Regions from separate parts of the Mus musculus genome. Here regions 2, 3 and 4 are each linked to region 1. The links are chromatin loops, found by intact Hi-C in ENCODE. Cell type or tissue: heart. All regions are shown on one strand.

What was found. Peaks named below come from ENCODE experiments on the same cell type or tissue, not always from the same donor. Only the 100,000 strongest peaks of a DNase experiment are listed, where the experiment ranks them.
Region 2: a loop joins it to region 1, with 2.5 times the contacts of the local background. A loop is called at or near these places in 4 of 42 quality-filtered maps.
Region 3: it touches region 1 in a loop (4-fold over the local background); 3 of 42 quality-filtered maps call a loop at or near these places.
Region 4: a loop joins it to region 1, with 2.2 times the contacts of the local background. A loop is called at or near these places in 3 of 42 quality-filtered maps.

The regions. Positions count from the first base shown.
Region 1 is chr13:34,707,618-34,711,617 of GRCm38, reverse strand. No RefSeq gene overlaps it. Among named protein-coding and RNA genes, the nearest start is that of Fam50b, 25 kb to the left of the region's middle. In heart, no CTCF peak of the experiment used is centred here; a DNase peak (open chromatin) is centred at 2,427.
Region 2 is chr13:34,862,470-34,866,469 of GRCm38, reverse strand. It overlaps the pseudogene Gm8231. Among named protein-coding and RNA genes, the nearest start is that of Gm36839, 11 kb to the left of the region's middle. In heart, a CTCF peak has its summit at 1,850 (motif pointing right); a DNase peak (open chromatin) is centred at 1,849.
Region 3 is chr13:34,783,238-34,787,237 of GRCm38, reverse strand. No RefSeq gene overlaps it. Among named protein-coding and RNA genes, the nearest start is that of Fam50b, 50 kb to the right of the region's middle. In heart, no CTCF peak of the experiment used is centred here; a DNase peak (open chromatin) is centred at 2,277.
Region 4 is chr13:34,792,320-34,796,319 of GRCm38, reverse strand. No RefSeq gene overlaps it. Among named protein-coding and RNA genes, the nearest start is that of Fam50b, 59 kb to the right of the region's middle. In heart, CTCF peaks have their summits at 2,043 and 2,250 (motif pointing right); DNase peaks (open chromatin) are centred at 1,739, 2,399 and 3,069.

The DNA of each region.
Region 1 (4,000 bases):
TCCTGTGAGCTTAGACAAGCCATGGGGCAGGTGAAGTCAGCAAGTGGGAGGGGTCAGACATATAACAGGGGTGTGTGCACGCGAGCACCTGTGTGTATGTGTGTGTATTGGCTTGAATGAGTTTATGTGTACCATAGATGTGCAGGAGTTCAAGGAAACCAGAAGAGGGCAACAGATCCCCCAGAACTGGAGAAATAGGTTATCAACTGCCTGATGTGGCTGTTGGGAACTGAACCTCAGGTCCTGACAAAAGCAGTAAAGACTATGAACCTCTTAACTGTCTCTCTGGCCCCCAGCTTGGTGGATGCCACCATAAAACTGATTGCATTTATTCAACAGGACCAGGTATATTCCCTCCTCCCCTATTATTAAACATCTGGTTTCTGGCAATCACTAAATGATATGGGAGAATCTGGGTCTTATTTATCTCCACTCCAGACAAGTGGGCCTTGTAATAAATAACATTTCCTCTGAAAAGGGTATGAGATAGAGAATCTCTAGAGAGTTCTGGGTTCGAGTCCTGCCACAATTGGTGTGAATTTGTTTAAGTCCTGGACTCCCTAAGCTGTTTCAGCATTTGTCAGATGCTTCAACCATCCCCTTGTGCTATGGATACTGAGTGAAGCAGACCTCTTCCCATTTATCTATTGTAACTAAGATTTCTTAATAATACAGTCACATGGTAGGGATTTTTATCAGCTTACAAGTCCTTCCATCTAAGTCTAAGAAAATACAAATGTGTGTTCTTACTTGCCAGGTTCCACGCTACATGTGTTGTTCTTATTGAAGCTTAGTCTGTTGCTCTGTATTGTAATGCTAAATTTTGTACCAGAAAGCCCAGGCCAGGAATGAATTCTCACATTTATAAGCATTTGCTGTGCAAACCCTGTTTAAAACTATTGGTTAAATAAAATTGGCTACAGCCAGTTACTGGAGGGATTACTTAGACGTAGGTGGGTTTTAAATTACCTGTTGCGAGTGAAGAAGCAACAGGAGAGAGGAGAGACCAGGAGGAGAAGGAAGAAGGCGACGAGAGGAGAAATTGGCATGGGGTAAGTGAGTCATGAAAACACGGCCCCGAGGGCTGGCCAATTGGAGTTAAGAACACCCTAGATGGAACATAGTGTGTTGTTGATGAGGAAGTAGATTCTGATAGCCTAGAGGGTAGATACCTACCCAGCTGTACTGCTGATTAAGGCTTATTATGAATAGAAGAGTTGTGTGTCTTTTATCTGGAAACTGAATGATCTAAGACTGGGTAGAAACCCTGAGTTGAGATTAAATCATTAGTACAACAGTTCCTACTTTCTCTTCCTGGATTGATGGTGTCTACAGTCATCCTATGGTATCCACAGAAACACAGGTCTACAATCCCCCAGCTACAACTCCACAGATGCTCAAGTTCCCTATGTAGAATGGTATAAGATCTACATCTAACCTATGTATAGCCTTTCATATACACTAATCATGTCTAAATCCTTTATAATGCCATGGAGAGTTTACTATATTTCCCATCTGTCATTAGCTAAATCCACAGATTTAGAAATTGTCCACACCAAGAATAGACTATATTTCTCTCTGCCATGACCACAGAGGCAAGGTCAGCTAGATAGCTTAGTCCCTTCTTAGTCCTCTATAGCTATATCCTCTTGGGTGCCTCTGGAGGCCCTGGGAGTTCAGATCTGGAGAAATCATCTGATGTCCACTATGGGTCCACAAGTGTCCCTAGAACCTGAGGACATGTTCAACACAAGCACCCTCACGAGGCACATGTGTGTATACATGTACTGAAACACACTGTAGTTCAGCACCACACTGCCCAGCCCTCCCTCGCCTGTCCCAGGAGCTGTACTTCCTTCAGAGCTGGCCCTTGCATAGCCAGCCTTGAAGTGAGTCAGTTGTTTGTTCATGACATTCTTCCTCTAGAGCTATGTTTTGACTCTGTAGCCACAATACGCAAATAATTCATTCCCCAAACACTTCTAAAAAGTGTTCTTCTGTGGCCCTGTTCTGGGTCTTTGCTTATTGGAAAACACTTCTAACTCGGCATCTTAGCTTAAAAGTTCCCAAAGACAGTCTGAGCCTTCCTTGTCATAAATACCAGGTCCCAAGAGCAGAAAGCAATGGCCCATTCTCATAATTTCATTGTAGAAAGTGGTCATGCTCTTTCATTTGCTTGTTCTATGTCAGGGTCTTGAGACGTGGCCCAGGATGGCCTGGTATTTGCCATCCTCCTGCCTCAGGCTCCCAAGTTTGGAATTATAGGTGGATTACTCTTCTTTACCAGGCTACAGAGCATGCTTTCTAACACAGGAAGATGACATCACTATGACCCGACCTGCAGTAGCTGTGAATTTACTCATTCGTGTGCAGTGACCTCACCACGTCTGTCATTCTGACTGGGGACTCCAAGGCCCCACTTGTGAAGGCATTTTCAGTCAGTTCTCTTGCATCCACACCCTTTTGGCATCCTGCCATCAGCTTGGCTTTTGGAACATTCATTTCCTATTACTAATAACTCCCTAGGAAGTGCTGCTGGCTCTGATTTATTGTTATATAAAAATTGAGTAATTCTTATTTCACCATTTGGCACACTGCAGGGATCTTCTTTATAGAGCTTTCTTCCACTAAGAGAGATGTGCCTTCCAAAAGCTCTGTCTAGGAAGAAAGAAATCCAAGAACTTTCTTATGGGATTGCGTCTGGTTGTTGAGGCGGGAGAGAGAGGAAGGATGTGAGGGAGGAAGTGATGGCTGGGTGAGGGATGTGAAGGATAGAAGAACGTTTCTTCCTGACTAAAGTTTCATGGAGTCCCAATCACCATCATTAAAGTATAAAGACAGATGTCTGGGGTTGGTTTTTGTTCTTTAGTAAGAAGTAATTGTTAGCAATTAGCAAAGATATTTTTTCTTCCTGTAAAATGATATAAATGGAAGTTAAAATTTCAGAAAAAAAAAAACCAACAAAATGCAAAGTGAATCCAGTCTGTCTGTTTACTATAGTCTTTTTCTACTTAATCATTAGCTGTGTCAAGTAGGGCTCTAGTTGAAATCTGTCTGTTTCCTCAACCAATAATGATGGTGCTGAGACAGGTATCTTATGAGTCTATTAGAATATTTTTATAGGATATTAATCTGCTTATGTTGTTGTAAATACTTGAGATTAGACAACACATAAAATAAGTCTATTGTGTTAATGGCTTTGGAGGTTCAAGAGCATGGTATTGGCATTTGCTTACCTGTGGTGACAGTCCCCGTGGCCATGATGTATAACAGGTCATTTGAAAGAAGGAAAGATCACATGGTAAGAATGGAACCCAGAAACCAAGGAACGGCCAATTTGTTGTTTCATAAAACCCATTCTCAAGAGAACTAACTGGGGTCTCATTAGAACTGTGTTAATCCTCTCTACAAGCAGAGCTCTCGGTGACCTAATTACCTTGCTCTAAGCAACTCTTCACCTCTTTAGGGTCCTATCACATTCCAGAATCACAATATTGAGGACATATGAATCTTTGGGCAAAATTCCCATCCAAATCATAGCATGTGAATTTATGTATATAAAGTACTTACAACAGCAATGGGTGTATAATCAGTGTTATATTTACCTTTGTTATCATCTGTTGTAAAACTGTAATATATTCCAGTCACTGTCCTGAATCCCTGATGAAGGGATAGATTCCTAGGGCTGGCAAAGTCAAGGGATGAAACTCTTAGTCAGGCATGTCTCAAGGCAACTGAAAAGGAATGGAGATTGAAGAGCTATTCCTGCCTAAGTCACTTTGCCACCTTAGCTAAGGTGGAGACTGCTGAACCCCTAGGGAAGTTCAGTCTCTAAGTCAGATACTGTAGAGCAAGAGGTTCCACAAAGGAAAGGAGAGCTTGTGTTTACTACAGGTGGCATAGAGCACTATGGAGCAAGTGGGCCACCTAGAAGAGCCATGAGGGACAAGGTTATTGTCCAGAGATTTACCATCAGTACTTTACAGAACTACAAGGTTAA
Region 2 (4,000 bases), 150 kb before region 1:
AGGGAATGCCTGCCTCTCATCATTTTCCTAAGGAACAGAGTATGTATGCCCTGACTGGAGATGAAGTAAAAAAAGATTTGCATGCAGCTATTCATTAAGATTGATTGGAAAGTCAGGACCGATATAACCTACCCTGCTGGTTTTATGGATGTCATCAGCATTGACAAGACCAGAGAGAACTTCCGTCTGATCTATGACACCAAGGGCCGCTTTGCTGTTCATCATATTACACCCAAGGAGGCCAAGTACAAGTTGTGCAAAGTGAGAAAGATCTTTGTGGGCACAAAAGGAATCTCAAACTGGTGACCCATGATGCTCGTACTATTCGGTACCCTGATCCCCTCATCAAGGTGAACGACACCATTCAGATTGATTTGGAGACAGGCAAAGTAACTGACTTCATCAAGTTCGACACGGGGAACCTGTGTATGGTGACTGGAGGTGCTAAATTGGGAAGAATTGGTGTAATCACCAACAAAGAGAGACATCCCAGCTCTTTTTGTGGTTCATGTGAAAGATGCCAATGGCAACAGCTTTGCCACTTGTCCTTCCAACATTTTTGTTATTGGCAAGGGCAACAAACCATGGATCTCCCTTCCCTGAGGAAAAGGAATCCGCCTCACCATTGTTGAAGAGAGAGGCAAGAGGCTAGCGGCCAAACAGAGCAGTGAGTAAAATGGTCTCTAGGAGACATGCTGGAAAAGTGTTTACACAAGCCTTTCTAGGCAACATGCTAGATCAAACAGCATGATGAAACTGAAGAAAGAGAGAGAGAGAGAGAGAGAGAGAAGCCGGCATGTAGGTACTGACATCAGTTGAGGCAACAGACTCAGCATCCAAGAAGTCTTTTTTGTGTTTATCTTATCTCAGGAAGGTTTTTGTTTTTGTTTTTAACTTGTGGTACATACCTGCTATTCTTCATAAATTTTGTTGAGAACTGATTAGACCTGCTCATTCCAAACATCAGGTTACTTGGCCTTCCCTAAGAGAGATTATGGGCACAGCCAACAGACTAACTAGGAAATCCCTCAAACATTCACTTTAACTATTTGTTCCATTTCGACTTCAAAAAGGCAAAACAGCCTGGCGGTGGTGGTGCACGCCTTTAATCCCAGCACTTGGGAGGCAGAGGCAGAGGCAGGCAGATTTCTGAGTTTGAGGCCAGCCTGGTCTACAAAGTGAGTTCCAGGACAGCCAGGGCCATACAGAGAAACCCTGTCTCAAAAACAAAACAAAACAAAACAAAACAAAAACAACAAAAAAGGCAAAACAAACGATTGAGCTGCAGTTTTAGATACTATTATCAATTTCTACCTTTCTGTGTATAAATTGGCTAGATAATGTAATTTAATATAATATATAATAATGTGATAGGTATAAATCTATGTGCTACAAAGATTTTTTTTAATTTCTACTTTATGCACATGAGTGTTTACTTGCATGTATGCCTGTGTGCTATGCTTATTGAATACTGATGAAGACCAGAAGAGGGTGTTGGAGACCCCAGAAATGGGGCTGTAGATGGTTGTGAACTGCCATGGGTGTGCTAGGAACCCGACCTGGGTCCTCTGCAAAAGCAGCAAATGCTCTTAACTGCTGACCCACGTCACCAGCCCCCTGCAAAGATTATTTTGTAGAGCGATTACTCATTTAAGTAAATATCAAATATCAGTAAGGTTTGCAGCTCAGTTCTACAAACGCTCGTTGTAACCCTCATATCTCTTAAGTGCATTGTTCTAAAACATCTACATGTAAAGCTAAGAACAGTTAGAGTACGTTGTCTATGGCAACTGAGCTTGCAATTGCTGGCAATTACTGGAGCTTTGGTGTATCTACATACATCTTCCAGCAGAGGGCAGTAAAGGACCAGTGTGATGTTATCTCGTAATCTCAGCACCCATTGGCCTATCTTGTAAAATTGGAAATATTCAAAAGAAGGGGGAGAGATGGTACACAGTTACAGTTTCCTTCATTCCTAGGTTGCCCTATATGGTCTAATGTGGGTTTTATTATTCCCTGAGGACTGAACTATCTGAGAGCCTGTTGGTTAAATGTTTGATCTTGAATCAGCAGTAAGTGTTTGAGTTCTGGAAGTTTGCTTTAAAGGCAGAAGGCTGTGGAAAGATGACTTGTGTCTTCTGAGCCTGTCATTCTTGGATAGAGACTTTTTACTTTAAGAAGTCTCTACTTGGAAGCTGGTAAAGCATAGAATAGGCCATTACTCTGTGGCAACTTGTATTCTTGTATTTTTTTTTTAACAAAGTCATGTACATTTATATACTGACTAATTTGTTTATGTTCATCCTAAAGCTAATTAAATAAATACATGTGAATATATTATTAATATTACTTTCTCAAATGGCATCTCAATTCATTTAAATGAATAAGTAAAATAATAATATTGAAGGGTTTTTCACCTCTTTTGGGGGGGGGTTGGTTGTTTTTGGTTTTTTTTCAAGACAGAATCTCACTATGTAGTTTTGGCTAGCCTCAGACTCATAGAGATCCTCTTGCCTCTGTCTCCCAAATGCTGGGAGTAAAAGCATTCACCACTATGTCTGAATTTGTTTCACTTTCTTTTAATCCTCACAAATTGGTAGTGGTAATTGGCATCTCTGTTGATGGTTGCTAATTTGCCTTTGTTAAGTTTTCTTACTGTTACCTTTGCCTGTATAGCTCTATTGACAAGATTCTCTTTTTGAATCTGCCATGGCTGTATTTTTACTCGCTGAGTATTTTGACACAAAGAGTGGTAATTAATCAGTATCTTATTTTCTCCAACTTGAAAAGTAGATGCTTAATATGGCCAGATTTCTTTTTTTTAAATCTTTTCCTTTTAATTAACCTGTATTTTAAGAAAAATTTAATCTGAGATTGTTATTAGCTGTGATTTGAGCTTTTTAAAGACATACTTCAAGTTATACACAGAGGTAGAGATCCATAACCTTAGGGTTGGGACAAATTCTTATCAACAATCCACATGGGCCTTTGTTGACACCCTCATATTAACAATCCATGCAGGCCTGTGCTTGCCTTTCACATATTTAATGATGCTGGTTGAGGATCCCTGAAACTGCTCCCCCATTCAACAGGCCCAACCTCTCTTCAGTCTTTGGAACTTAACACAGGCTTCATGCCTCCTTCCTTCCTTTCTTTCTTTCTTTCTTTCTTTCTTTCTTTCTTTCTTTCTTCCTTCCTTCCTTCCTTCCTTCTCTTTCTTTCTTTCTTTCTTTCTTTCTCTCTTTTTCTTTTCTACCATTATTCCTTTGACTCAAAGAATGAATTTTTCATCTCTGTTTCCTAAAAATATTATTGTTTTAAATCTTTTTTATTTTAGTTCTTTTTAAGACGAATCATTCTATATATAATCTTTCAAGACGGTGTGAATCTTTGGATACCGTGCTATTCTGTGAATTTGCCAGAATTTATTTTTCATTCTTCCTCTAATAAGCATTTAAATAATCTCTTATCTTCCATAAGTATGCATAGATAGTTCTAAATATTTTGCAGAAGTGTTGGTACCAATGTAAACTCTCCTGGAAAGGATAAGAGATTCTGTGATCAGCACCACTGTACCATATGACCAATCTGGTCAATAAAGCTATTCAGGCAAAGGGATCAATAAGAGAGCCAGGCAGTGGTGGCACACGCCTTTAATCCCAGCACTCAGGAGGCAGAGGCAGGCAGATTTCTGAGTTCGAGGCTGGCCTGGTCTGCAGAGTGAGTTCCATGACAGCCAGAGCTACACAGAGAAACCCTGTCTCAAAAAAAAAAAAAGAGGAATCAATAAGAAAGCTTAACAAACACAAATGAGCAATGATCAGGAGAGATATTTTCATTTCAAAGAGGGTCAAAAAATTATCTGATTTTGTCTCTGCTGACTTTTTTTGACACTAGCAAGGATTAGATTTTCTCCATATGTTTATTCTCGTCTTGCAATGACCATTCATACTTTTCGCCTATTTATTGCTCTTTTTTTGTCTGTTCTTTATTAATTTGG
Region 3 (4,000 bases), 76 kb before region 1:
ATTATTTTGGTGTTTTGCTTTGTTGCTTTGCTTTTGTTTTGGTTTTTGAAACAAGGTTCACTCTATAGCTCAGATTGCCTTCAAATTAATATTCTTCCCGCCTCAGCCTCCTCTGTGCTGAAGAACAAGTGTGTGCCACCAAGTCTGTCTAGGGTAGCATTTGCACAGACTCCGTACACACCTCCCGCATATCTGAAGTCATCATCAGACTTGATATGGTACAGTACAATAAACAAGCAGTCGTTATACTGTGTTGTTGAGGGGGATAAATGCAAGAAAACCAGTCTATACATGCTCAAGACAGACACATTTTTTTTTAAAAATGTGTTTTCAGTCTGAAGGTTGGTGAATTTGCCTGTGAAGAAACAGTGAACTGAGGAGGGAGGCCTGTGAACACAAGATAAGCTCACTCTCTCATAAGTTAATTATCGAAGGCACTTCACTCCACTGATGGAAAACTGAGTAACAGTGGCACTAATAAGAAAAATGTAACGGTTTATTTATTCTCTTAAAACATCTTGAGCTTGACTCCGAGAAAGGTAAAACTAATCTCTTAGGAACCTCACAGTGTTGACTGATTGTTAAGGTAACTGCTGATACACGCCTAACTATGGGGCACTGAATAATTTCAAATATTTCTTTTTATTATTTTTTAAAAATTGTGTGATTGTGTGTGTGTGTGTTTGGTTATATGCATCTGAATGCTGGTGCTCAAGGAGGCTAGAGGCATCAGATTTCCCTGGAGATGGGGCTACAGGCAATTGTGAACTGCCTGATATGGATGAACAAGCTCAGGTCATCTACAAGAGCTAAGCCATCTCTCCCACTCCAAGGCTGATTAGGGGATGACAGAATTTGATCGTTCCTTTAGTGTATTTGTTGAATGTGTCATTTAAACAAAGTAGATAAAACCCCAAGGAACAAGAAAACATTTTTATTATAGAGAGACACTTGAGACACACTCGAGGGATGCGGGATGACGCTGTGGTGACATTGCTCAGCACTGGGACACTGTGGTGACATTGCTCAGCACTGGAACTTGAGTCAACTGGTGCTTGTCTCAGAATAAAGGTGCTGTTTTGGGTGGTACATTTTTTAATGGATGAAATCCCGCTGGGTGAAAGTCTAGGTAATTTTCAAGGTGTACTGCAAGCCACAGTAGGGTTAGCAAAGGAGGAAGGACAATGAGACAGCATTCATTTATACAGAGTCACATCTGTAGATGTGATGTGCCACTAGTGGTCACATCTACTACTGACTCAGAACACCCCATGAGATGGGGTTTGCCTCACTGCTTAGCTAAGAATAGTGTAGGGGGAATGAGAAACTTCACCCCTGAAGACTTAAGATGCAATCAGACTCTTCAGAGAGCATCTAACAGAGGCATCTGCGGTAGACAGAATATCTTGTATATTATATGGGTGTATCACTTGTCAATTAAAACTACTATGGCTTTTAAGGAAAGGGTAGAACAGGAGGTGAGACATCCAGGAGGCAAAAAAGAATTCTGGGATAGAACAAGGCATGGGGGATTTTATCCTGGGGAAGATGTGATGAGATGGATGCATGGTACCTGAGCCACATGGCAGAATGTAGATGAGGATAAATGGGTTATATTAAGTTATGGCCTAGTCAGAGAAGAGCCTAGCTATATGGTCAAGGTATTTGTAAATATATTTTGAGTCTGAGTCTTATTTCTGGGAGCATGGGGCTGGGAGGAAGAACCTGCCCAAACTTCCACAGTCCACAGCACTTTGTAGCCATTAATTTCCTTCTATCTATCTATCTATCTATCTATCTATCTATCTATCTATCTATCTACACACATGCACATATATATGTATATGTGTATATATATATATATATATATATATATATATATATATATATACCAATCACAGCATCAGTTTTTCCTCATTTTGCTCTTCTGCAAGGCATCTTCATGTACTTCACACTGAGTCCCCTGTTTCTCTGTAAGTGGAGTAGGTGCTTCTCACAGCACTTTCTATTCTGTCCCTCCCGTCCCCAACTTGAAATCACTGCTCACACCTGGAAATGCAGACTTGCCATATTCCTAGAGACACACTGAGAAGGGAGCTTTGAGACAGAAGCTATAGGGTGTGGAGGGTGTGGTACTCTACTGACATTTAAAGACTAGACACGGACTCAGCAGAGTCTTAATCTCCCACAGTATGACCGGTCCACACCAGTTGTAATGTGATTAAGATAACAGCATCGGATGTATGCCTTAGTCATGCTGTTCCTGTGACAGGATGCCTGACCAAAGCGACTTAAGAGAAGGAAGTCTCATTCTGACTCACAGTTTTAAAGGACTCGGCTCATGGTCCTTTGGTCTCGGCTGCTCAGGTAAAACGTGTGTCACTGGGAGCAGGTAGAAGAAGAGAGTTATTATTCAGTCCATGACTGCCAGGAAACAGCAAGTCACAGTAAATAGCCAGGGGTAATATGTTTCCAGGTATCCAGTGACCCGCTCCTTCTAGCTCACTCCAGCTCCTGAAGTTTCTAGAACCTCCTCAAGAACAGCCATCAATTGGGGGAAAGTAAGCACATAAAGCTGTGTGTGTACATGTACACATGCATGTGTGCACGTGTGCGGGTGTGTGGTTTCGTACTCAAACTGTAGCAATGAATCTGGCTGAGGTTTGTGATTCTGTGCTTGTTCAGCCATTTTATCCTCACCACTCCTTAATATATAACGTTCTGTTGGACTTCACGCATCCCCCTGATTTGCCCGAAATTCTGTTTGTGTGTGTCACATCCTGTACCATCGAATTCAGGAGCCGTCTTTCTTTGGAGCATATTTACTACAGAGTCATAAATACATGCACTTTGAGGTCAAAATCACTTCCAGAAGCCAGTCATTGACAATATCCTACTGTCTCAGAAGTCGTATCTGTTGAAACTTAGATGTATTCGAACCAGATGTCCAACAACAAGGAAGTGGTTTAGTAAGGGAAGATACATCAAGAGCATGGAATATTATGACCATATTAAACTTGTAATTCTGAAGTCTATTCTGAGACATAAGATGGCATGATATTTTATGGAAGAATACATAAAAGCTTTGTGCGTGTATCCCAGAGAAGTTAGGATATGCATTAACTGCTTTAAAATATTATATCTTGGTGGGGAACTATAGTTACATTTTTTTTAAAAAGGGAAATATGAGCCCTGTCTGCTTCCTGTTCTCCTTGAAGACCAACCAATACATAGTGATGGAGTCTGCAAACGGAGTGACCTCGTCTACCACATCCAACAAGTGGGCGGTTGGAGAAGACTCGTGCTGGTTTTCACACGACCAGAGCAGGTAGCATTTGTCCTGCCAGACTAAATGACCTAAGACTTGACAGGGAGATGCTGGATCCTATGGGATGCATAAAGATGGCTGGCTTTGACTTGTGCGAGGAAAACAGCTGGGAAGGGCTGACACTGCAGACATCCTGGAACACTCCAGAGTGCACTGCACAGAAATCATTGCTAAGTAGCCTCTGGAAGGTACTGTACAAAATGTTGGCCAGGCAGGCCCTTTGTAGGGGAAGGATGATCTTGTCTAGAATGCAAGACAAAGGGGCTTTATCCCAAGTAGTCTATGTCTGAGGAAGCAGTGTCCATCTTCAGAGGACAAGACACCCAGATCAATGTGTTGAAGTCCTGAGGGGAACATGATGTGAAAGTGTGTTTATGGTATACTTATTGAGACAAACCTAAACACACAGGGCTGTCTACCTCAGTAAGAACCCAAAGCTCTACTTGATAGAGATTTCCGACTTCAGAAAGACTTCCGGAGGACAATACCGTTCCAGTGACAACGGGAAGTTGAGAACTGCCACCAATGATCCAGAAAAGGAAAGAATAGAGCTTAGTTTTTGCTTTTAAAAGGGTGTGGGATGAGGTGGGATATGACTATGGAATTTTGTGATGGCAAGTGCCACCAGAAAGGGCGACTCCCGACTTAGTTGTATGTGCTATCAATGCCACT
Region 4 (4,000 bases), 85 kb before region 1:
ACCTTTGGTGACGGTGTGTCACAGCTCTGTCAATTACATGCTATGACAGGACGTTCAGGAAGAGGTCTCTTCCAGGGCAGCTGAGGCCTTGGCTTTGGGATCCTGGTAAAGGTACCTCGGTCATTTCTGTCATAATATCCTAATAGCCTAAGAAACATGAACTAAAGATATTAAAAATTATAGCCATGAGTGACGTCAGGCAGCACAGAGGGCCTTGGTGGGACAGGAAGAGGAAACAGAGAGACGGCTACTTCCTTCCAGAAATGCCTGTAGACTAAGGATTGAGAGGGGCTCCAGCAGGGTTGTGGTCCCACAGCCTTACCTCTAATTCCAAGTTGTGTGCACATTGTGGCGACTTCCTGAGCTGAGTCGCTATGATTTTGAGGCTTTTTGTTTGTTTGTTTGTTTTTTGTTTGTTTGCTTTTCTATTTCACTGCAAGAAAAGTAGTTTAAAAGGATTTTGTCAATCCATAGACTTCTGGAGAATGTGGTAACACTTGGCCTCTATAATTTACCCTTCCCCAGGTCTGCTTCAGGGTAAAGCACAATGTCTCCCTCAAAGTCCACTGCCTGTGTATTAGGTACAGGGAAGTAACAGCAGCGAAACTTACCACCAATTATTGTGAACTTACTTATGTTGCCAGGCACTGTAATCAACCCATCTTATATCTTATATTACAATCTGTGTGGTCTGTGTCATTTCATGGGTAAGGATGCCTCCATTTAATATTTAACTGAAGCCATTAAGGTAGTGGCTAGGAGATGAGGCCTTAAGGAGTACACAGGTCTTAAGGGTGAGGCCCCAAAGGGTTCTACAGACCTTTTTTTCATATGCAAAGATACAGTGAGAAGCCAGCAGTGCTGGTCATCTCTGCTGCTCTTCTCCACTCTCCAGAAGCAAGAGAAAGAAGTCTCTGTTGTTAGAAGCTGCCACAAGATGCCTGGCTCAAATCCTCTCCTAGACGGAACCTTGCCCAAGGAAAGTGCGGCTAATGAGGCAGAGCAGGGATTCAAAAACCCAGTTCCCAAAGTACCCTGAGGACACCTGCTTATAGCTTGCTGACACTCGCACCCAGCACTGCAGGCAGAGTTGCCACAGCACTGCTCGGCATCTTCACTGGGTGGCTACATTCCTGAGAGTTAACTTCTGGAATTCAGCACTGCCTCCTCATGGTCTCCATTGGCCAGACTACCTATCTTAGACCCAAATAACACTGCCTTAAAGGAGAGGTATTTTATTCTTTCTCTTCTTAAGATAACATTGAAACAGTAAGTCAGAAGACAGATTCTACCAAAGTCCTTACTTTCAGATGTAGTACAGAACATCCATTATCCTTATACACAACAACGAAACCATCCGAGATTCTGGTTTCAGGGCCAGGCAGGAAGACCGACCATGTAAGCGAGGAACATGGAGTTTATGAGCTCATCCCAGGACAGAATCCAGGAAAGAGTTTGAAGGATGGTCTGCGGGGCTCTCTAATCTACCCCACGTAGACTCATCTGTGACCTGACCTAGATGCACACACCAGCTTCTTCCTGTCTAGCAAATCTGTGCTGGAGTTTCTGTCACCTTTGTTCATCAAGCAGGTTCTTATATAATTTTGTGTTTCATTTTGTGCTCTTGTTGTTCCCTGAGTTGCCCTGTAAACATTCCTATTGGAAAATTCCAATCTGTCTCAGATGAAGTAAGAGGAAAAGCCATGTGTCCACACCCAAGCCAGCCCAGCCAAGGAGAGCAGAGGGCCCTTCCAGAACTGGCTTTGTCAACGCGGCCACTGTGTGGCTCTAGCTGGAACTCATTGGGAGCCTGGGGAGGCTTTGAGGGGGTTGGACATTTGGTCTCAGAGGCTCTGGAGACTTTCATACATGGTGGCAATTGTTGTTCTATAGAACCCAGACCTTCTCTCTAAACCTCCAACATTTTTGTTCTTGTTGCTGCGTGTTTGAAATCACAATACTTACTCAGCTTCATATCTGTCTCTGACTCCTTACGACTCAGGACTTCAAAGCATAAGCAAGACTGCTCATTTCAGCATCTCCAGTGCCAAGGTAGAGAGAAACATACAATCAAAAATGAATGTGTTATTTTGTAAATAAATAGTGTGACATTGGGCTCTTAAATTTTTGTTGTTGTTTAAGCTCCAAAAGAATGTTGAGAATTATTCTTTCACAATGTGTTGCTTGGATCCAAGTAAGTGAGAAGGGATGTTGGGGGGGTGGTGCCCTACTGCCACTGAGAAATAGCCTCTCCACCAGGTGGCGCTCACCTCTTGGTTCCTGCCATTAAAAAAAAAAAAAAAAAAAAAAAAGCTGTCACTTCAAAATCACTCCAGAACAACTAGGGTGTTGACTTCCTTGAAACCCAATTTGTAAGTTCTGAGCCTGTCTTAGAGATGTGACTACTTTGTTTCCCTGGGGACAGGGACCTGGTGAGGCTAGACACCTTTGACGCTGGAGTCTGGTGAGCCTGTAGAGGGGATGTGACACACATCTTCCTAAGTGGGTCCTGGCATACGTGCTTAGGACAGTGACAAGTGTGACTGGTTTGAGTAGCTTGATCTGTTGCATATTTTGGCCTTGGCAGTAGGACTGATCAGCTTTTGTGTTCCTGCAGTGGCCCATTGACACCCTGACCTGGTCTCTGTAAACATGAGTTTTGTACTGAAGAGAGGAAATTTACAGAGGAAAGATTTTTGGTCTATGGAATTTGTGAAAAAAAAAAAAGTTAAAAAACAAAACAAACAAGAAAACTCCAGACAAGTGTCCCACATGAGCCATGAGGAGAATCCTTGAATAATCTTTTCTGTTTTTTTCCCTTCCCTTTGATTGCTTACGGGCTGGTGCACTTTCTCTTAGACTGGTGCTGTTATCAGAAATCAGTCTCCTTCAATACGATCTCCCAATGTGCCTCCACACTCGATTACAGCACACGAGGAAAACCCCAAGGATGTTAATTTGGACCATTGACAGATCTCTGGAATCTTTGGGTCACCTCAGTTCTCACCAGCTTTGAGACATCATGCAGTGGGCAGTCTCCCCACTTCCTCCTTTCATACCACAAGGCCAGGTCCTCAGAGGCTGGACACGGCTCGTTTTCTTGAGGGAGCACTTTCATTTCCTATGATGCCTACAGAGGAGACGATCCCAAAGTTCAAAATAAGCAGTTTTAAGTGGTTTGTAATATTTTCAAGTGTTGCCACTAAATGACATGAACCTGTTATGTGTCTGCAGCGCTGGACAGTAAGTGTGTACTTCCACCCAAGTTAGTCCTGCTGACAGCCCTCTTGTGCCTGTTCTGGAGAGAAAAAATGAAGATTTGAGAAGGCAGTGATTTATTACAAAGTCACGAGGCCAGTATGTCTCAGACTGGTATTAAAGCCTCTGTGACAGTCACTCTGTGTCCGTTGCTAGTTCTGGGTGCCAGGCCCTGCCCTGGATATTAGGAACACAGCAGGAAACAGCATCTACCAAAGCTTCACCCTCATGATGCTTACAGTCCAGTGGGAAGTGGGAATAGGCACGTGTGGTGTGAAATGGTGTGCCAAGAGGTTGTGAGATCTCAGGGTAAAGAAAGTAGGTAGGCGGCCACCCAGGGGCTCGAGAGGCTTGCCTGACTGGTGCTGCAGCTTCTGCTTATGAGGTGGAAGTCATTATTTCATACAGTGATGCTTGCTCCCCTCTCTAAGGTTTTACCTGCCTTGGTATAAGTTATGTAAAATCCACAGTACACAGAAAACAGTGAAGGAAAATCCCAGAGAGAACAAAATTCCACAGAAATTTTTTAGTGGCAATCTATTTATTAAGATTGTTCTGCCATTAGATGTTATTGGTAACCCTTGATCTTTGTCTGGCTTATAAACTAAGCTTGATTGCAGCCGTGTACAACAGGAGACAAAATAGCATGTGCAGGACTTAAAACTGCCTGATGTTTCAAGAGCAATTAGGGCCATTTCTGCGTGGATGAAGAATGGTAAATATATTACTATAGCTACCATGG